Linked DNA regions of Homo sapiens: region 2 is linked to region 1. Evidence: chromatin contacts called from ENCODE Hi-C or POLR2A ChIA-PET data. All regions are on one chromosome and are shown on one strand. Each heading gives the region's core, a stretch centred on a gene start or an enhancer-like site at or near the end of the contact. The rest is flanking DNA. Distances are from core to core; before and after follow the strand shown. Region 1 overlaps GNE (glucosamine (UDP-N-acetyl)-2-epimerase/N-acetylmannosamine kinase). Region 2 has its middle 71 kb from the start of GNE.

Region 1 (2,640 bases), core at 1-2,500:
CCATGGGTGCATTGAAGCATACGCCTCTGGAATGGCCTTGCAGAGGGAGGCAAAAAAGCTCCATGATGGTTGGTGTCCCTCTCTCGAGGAATTAAGTAACCAAATAGTAGACAAGTACTTCAAAGTGGAAATTCCAAAGACAGCTGAACACTGAAGCCAGAAGTTTCCCCCTTTTCACTTCTTAGGGAAAGAGCAGGGCTCCCTCGCACTAAAACTGCACAGTCTTCTTGGCTGACCCATATTGCCACTCTTCCTCCCCAGGGGTGGTGGTGGACAGAGGTCTAGAGTTCCAAGACAGCAGGGAAGATTTCCTTCAGTTTTGTTTTCTCAGCCAGTATCACAGGGAGGGTACTTAATACACATTTTAATGAAGAAATAAATGGACAAAACATGTTATGTATATATCACACATACATGCACTGTATGTGTAGTATATCTGTGCTTCATACATAAAAACAGTGTAGATTTTTGGCCCCCAAAACCAATTTGTGAGCATATGCTGAAGGAAAAGAGATGGGGAGTGGAGGCCGAGAGTGCAGGAGAGAAGTGTATAGAGCCCTACAGTAGGGTTCTGAAGAGGTGGGAAGAGATGAGCTGCAAAGCCAGGCAGAGGGTCCACGAGAGGGCATGGCGAGCCGAGATGATGGGTGTATGGGACAGGAAGCAAAAAGGTAGGGGATCACTGCCTGGTGGTGCCCCCTATGAGAGAGGTAAGAAGTATGCTCGTCTGTTGGCAGTGGGGGTAGAAGGACTGGGAAGGTGGTGAAGGTATAGAAAAGCGCAGTCAGAGAGAATGGGTGAGAGCTGTGAGGGCCCAGGGGAGACAGGAGACCACCAGTTGATGTCTAGGTTGCAGTTTGCACAGCTGGGGATTTTTCTCCTTCAGGGTCCAGATATTCTAGCAGATTAGTAGGAGGCAGATTGATCTGAGTTGGTGACGGGCAGAAGACAAGGACTACAGATAACCACAGAAATACCTGCTGCTTACTGAGCATTTACTGTGGCCAGCACTTAACTAAATACTTTATGTCCATGATCTCATTCCGTTCCTCAAATAACCCTGCCAGGGGAGGCACTACTGGTCTCATCTTCTAGGAAGGAGGAATGTGTACAGGTGAGGTGACAGGCATGGGGTCATGCAGCTGGGAGTGGCAGAGCTGGCACTGACCCCAGGCCTGTGTCTGTTCCTCAGCCACTGTGCCTCGCTGCCATAGAACGCGTGGCGCTGGCAGATGGCACAGCATTGTGTCTGGGATGAGTAAGGAAGGAGTGAATGTGGGAGGAGGGTGATAATTTGGAGAAAAGAACACTTCAAAGACTGTCTGCTACTGGAAGTGAGAAGTGAGGGAGCCAGAGGGGTAGGAGGCTGTCGTCAGACTTGAGGTTTTTCCAGGAAGATAGGTTCTGGGTTATGTACAACCAATTAGCAAGAGGGTAGCAAAGGCTTTAGGGGCAGTGTATAGAGATGTTTGTGAACGATAAGCTTTGCAATTGTGAAAAGAAAACACCGTCTTCCCATGTAGGGGCTTGCTTTCCACAGGCCCAGTGGTGAGCTTGGCCTCCCCACAGCTCATTAGTGACTGCTTTTCCTTCTCACTCTGTTCAGAGGACCTGCTCTTGGTGGAAGGGATGTCAGTGCCAAAAGATGAGGCTGTGGGTGCGCTCCATCTCATCCAAGCTGCGAAACTTGGCAATGCGAAGGCCCAGAGCATCCTAAGAACAGGTGAGCATGTGGCTGCAGGTGGCTGTGCTGCAGGGGGTGGCCTCAGATATCATATGGCCCAGCCCGGCCCCAGAAGAGACCCTGCTTCCCTAGGGACAGGTGCTTTGCAGTGTCTGTTCAGAGGTTTCTTTCCTAATTACTCAGAGGTAAAAAGGGAATTGGATTCAAGGTATTTGGCAGCATTGCCTTTTTCAGCAGGTGGTTGGTTTGGTTTGACAACTATAAAAATGCTCCTTTCATTTTACAGGAAATTTAGAGAAATATAGGACAGTTGTAAGAAAAAATATCACTTAGTTTTCCCATTTGGAGGTATCAACTATTAACATTTCCTTCGAGTCTTTCTATTCATTTTTTTGCCTAGTGGAGATCATGTGGTACACCCGGCTTTTTCCACTTGAGGCTGTCACATGATCATTTTCTCATATTAAGAATCAACCGTGAACTGCTTTTAAAACACTGCCTCCCACTGCATGCCGTGGATGTTCTTTAACATTTCTGCTGCTGGCTCTTTTCTGCCTTCCTCTTTGGTATTTTGATTTTGGCTTCTCTCAGAAACTCATTTTAATTTTTGTCTCCCTATAGCTGGAACAGCTTTGGGTCTTGGGGTTGTGAACATCCTCCATACCATGAATCCCTCCCTTGTGATCCTCTCCGGAGTCCTGGCCAGTCACTATATCCACATTGTCAAAGACGTCATTCGCCAGCAGGCCTTGTCCTCCGTGCAGGACGTGGATGTGGTGGTTTCGGATTTGGTTGACCCCGCCCTGCTGGGTGCTGCCAGCATGGTTCTGGACTACACAACACGCAGGATCTACTAGACCTCCAGGAACAGACATGGACCTTCTCTCCAGAGCTCCTGAGTGGAATCAAGTTCTTGTCTTTAGGATGACCGTTTCTTAACAATCAAATCTGGTATT
Region 2 (2,640 bases), core at 77-2,576, 110 kb before region 1:
AAAGCTGCTTTTAAAAAGTACGATGACATATACCCACCAGAAAATATCTATAATTAGAAAGATTAACAATACCATATGTTGGTGAGGATGTGAAGCAAACTGAAATTCTCATCTGCTGTTGATGGTAATATAAATTGGAACAACCAATTTAGACAACTGGTTGGCATTGTCTACTAAAGTTCATGCGCTATAACCCAGTCATTCTTCTTCTAGGTATATTCCTAATAAAATGCATGCATATGGGCACCAAAAGGCATGTACAATAATGTTCATAGCAGGCTATAAAAGCCCAACCCTGGAAACAATCCAAATGTTTATCGACCATAGGACTGATGATAAATTATGGTTGAGCTTTACAATGGTTTTTATACAGCAAAGAGAAAACCAACTACACCAAGCAACATGGGTAAATGTTGCTAATGTATTGAATAAGATCCAAAAGAACACACTCTTGTGTCTTATTCAATATACTTGTGAGAATATTCTTACAAATTGTTCCAGTCATAGAAATATCAACAAGCAGAATTGATCTGTGATGTGAGAAGACGTGACCGTGATTACCCTAGCCAGGCAGTCGTGACCTACAGGAGTTCAGGGCATGAGGAGGCATCTGGGCTGTCAGTCATTTTTTATTTGTTGATCTACGTGCTTGGTTACACAAATGGTTCAATTTGAGAAATTCATTGTTCAATCTTCTGTATCATTTTATAAACTTTTTTTTTTGAGTTTTGCTCTTGTTGCCCAGGCTGAAGTGCAGTGGCGCGATCTCGACTCACTGCAGTGTCCGCCTTCCAGGTTCAAGTGATTCTCCTGCCTCAGCCTCCCAAGTAGCTGGAACTACAGGCATGCGCCACCATGCCCGGCTAATTTTTTTTTGTATTTTTAGTAGAGACAGGGTTTCTCCATGTTGGTTGGTCAGGCTGGTTTCGAATTCCTCAGGTGATCTGCCCGCCTCGGACTCCCAAAGTGCTGAGATTACAGGCATGAGCCACCGCACCCGGCTATAAATTTCATTAAAAAAATAAGTGGTAGACCCCACTCTGTGACACTTTATAGAAGTACAGCTGTACAATGCAAGGGCAGATGAATTTTTATCATCTTAAATGACAGCTTTATCAATATCCCTAATGCTGTACTACATAAAACCTAAACAAGTCCTCCATATCACTTTCCTCATCCCAAAACATGTTTTTAACTTGCTTTTTAAGTAAAAAAGTATCAGAGCAGCAATATTTCTATTAGAATATTGCCACTATGCTAGTAAAGTATTTATGCATGACATTTACACCAGGAGGCGCTGTTGTTCAAAACCAAGTTCCAAATACAGTACAAGCTTCTTAATGCACAGGTCAGGACTGACACGGTTATAAACAGTTAATGTGCTTTCATATTGCTTTTATTCGTGGAAAGCATACATTAGAAATCTGCCTGCCAGAATAGTCCAGGATCGCTACAGCTTACAACCTCATTCCTTCTTGAGCAATGTTGTGTTTATTCCCTGCAGAGTGGGGCTTCTAAAAGTTTATGTGGTTTTTGAATATTTAATAACGGATTTTTTTTTTCTGGTTGTATTCTTTTTTTTTCTTTTGAGACAGAGTCTCATTCTGTCGCCCAGGCTGGAGTGCAGTGGTATGATCTCAGCTCACTGCAAACTCCACCTCCCGGGTTCAAGTGATTCTCCTGCCTCAGCCTCCCGAGTAGCTGGGATTACAGGCACCCACTATGACACCCGGCTAATTTTTGTATTTTTAGTAGAGACAGGGTTTCACCATGTTGGACAGGCTGGTCTCGAACTCCTGACCTCAAGTGATCCGCCCGCCTCAGCCTCCCAAAGTGCTGGGATTACAGGCGTGAGGCACCGTGCCTAGCTTTGGTTGCATTCCAAAATGCAAATTTGTTTAGCTTTAAAATCAAGCCTCCTCTGTGCTGAACAAGACTGATTGCTGCATATGAATTCCACTCCCATGCTCCTTCCACAGTGCCATAGGTACGGTTGAGACTGGAGCTACCATGTCGGCCGAGGCCTGCCTCTCCCAACCACAGGTTTGCCAGTGGCTTCCTAAATGTCAGGTCTAATAAACACGTTCCAGTCTTTGTGCTGCTGGACTGCTCTGTGGTGTGAGACTCTCTGCATATCGAGGTGTGGAGGCCTGGCAGGGACAGGCCAGAGGAAGGCTGCTGCGGCTCCCATGACTCGCCCTTTGGCTGTCATGTGATACTCCTCTCACTAAATCCTCAGTGTTGCTCTCTGAGTTCTTTCTCCTGAGTTTCTTTTTCTCTGGCCCACCCGTTCCCATCAGGGCTCACCAGGATATGACCCTCACCATTTTCCCATTCTGCGCACTCTTCCTGGAGCTAGTGCATCCTCTCCTACTTGCATCAGCAACCTTTTTACAGTTCCCCTAACACAGAGATTCCTATCTCCAGTCCCACTTCTCCTTGTGTTTCCTGCTAAACATCTCCTCCTGAAGTTATCCTCCTGAATATCCTGTAGGCCAAGTTGTCCAACCCATGGCCCGCGGGCCCACATGCAGCCCGGGACAGCTTTGAATGTGGCCCAACACAAATTCCTTATCTTTCTTAAAACATGAGATTTTTTGGCAATTTTTTTTCAGCTCATCAGCTATCATTAGTGATAGA

Evidence for each region. A loop is a pair of places that touch in the nucleus more often than their neighbours do. ChIA-PET counts read pairs that join two places held with the same protein, here RNA polymerase II (POLR2A). Pooled maps may share reads with other maps.
Region 2: a loop to region 1 is called in a map of tibial artery, with 2.8 times the contacts of the local background. The contact joins two enhancer-like sites. A Hi-C loop is called at or near these places in 8 of 168 maps with a recorded cell type or tissue (IMR-90, heart left ventricle, left cardiac atrium and 4 more) and 9 of 50 pooled maps. POLR2A ChIA-PET finds 5 or more read pairs at or near these places in 6 of 52 experiments (CD8-positive, alpha-beta T cell, H1, OCI-LY7 and 3 more).

The regions. Positions count from the first base shown.
Region 1 is chr9:36,217,266-36,219,905 of GRCh38, reverse strand. It overlaps GNE (glucosamine (UDP-N-acetyl)-2-epimerase/N-acetylmannosamine kinase), which reads left to right. Exons shown (of 12, transcript NM_005476.7): 10 at 1-68; 11 at 1,607-1,723; 12 at 2,306-2,640. The coding sequence ends at 2,541. Among named protein-coding and RNA genes, the nearest start is that of CLTA, 28 kb to the right of the region's middle. Within about 2 kb of position 1,250, at least 2 of the 41 ENCODE cell types and tissues checked have a DNase peak (open chromatin) inside an H3K27ac peak, as active enhancers do.
Region 2 is chr9:36,327,662-36,330,301 of GRCh38, reverse strand. No RefSeq gene overlaps it. Among named protein-coding and RNA genes, the nearest start is that of GNE, 71 kb to the right of the region's middle. Within about 2 kb of position 1,326, at least 2 of the 41 ENCODE cell types and tissues checked have a DNase peak (open chromatin) inside an H3K27ac peak, as active enhancers do.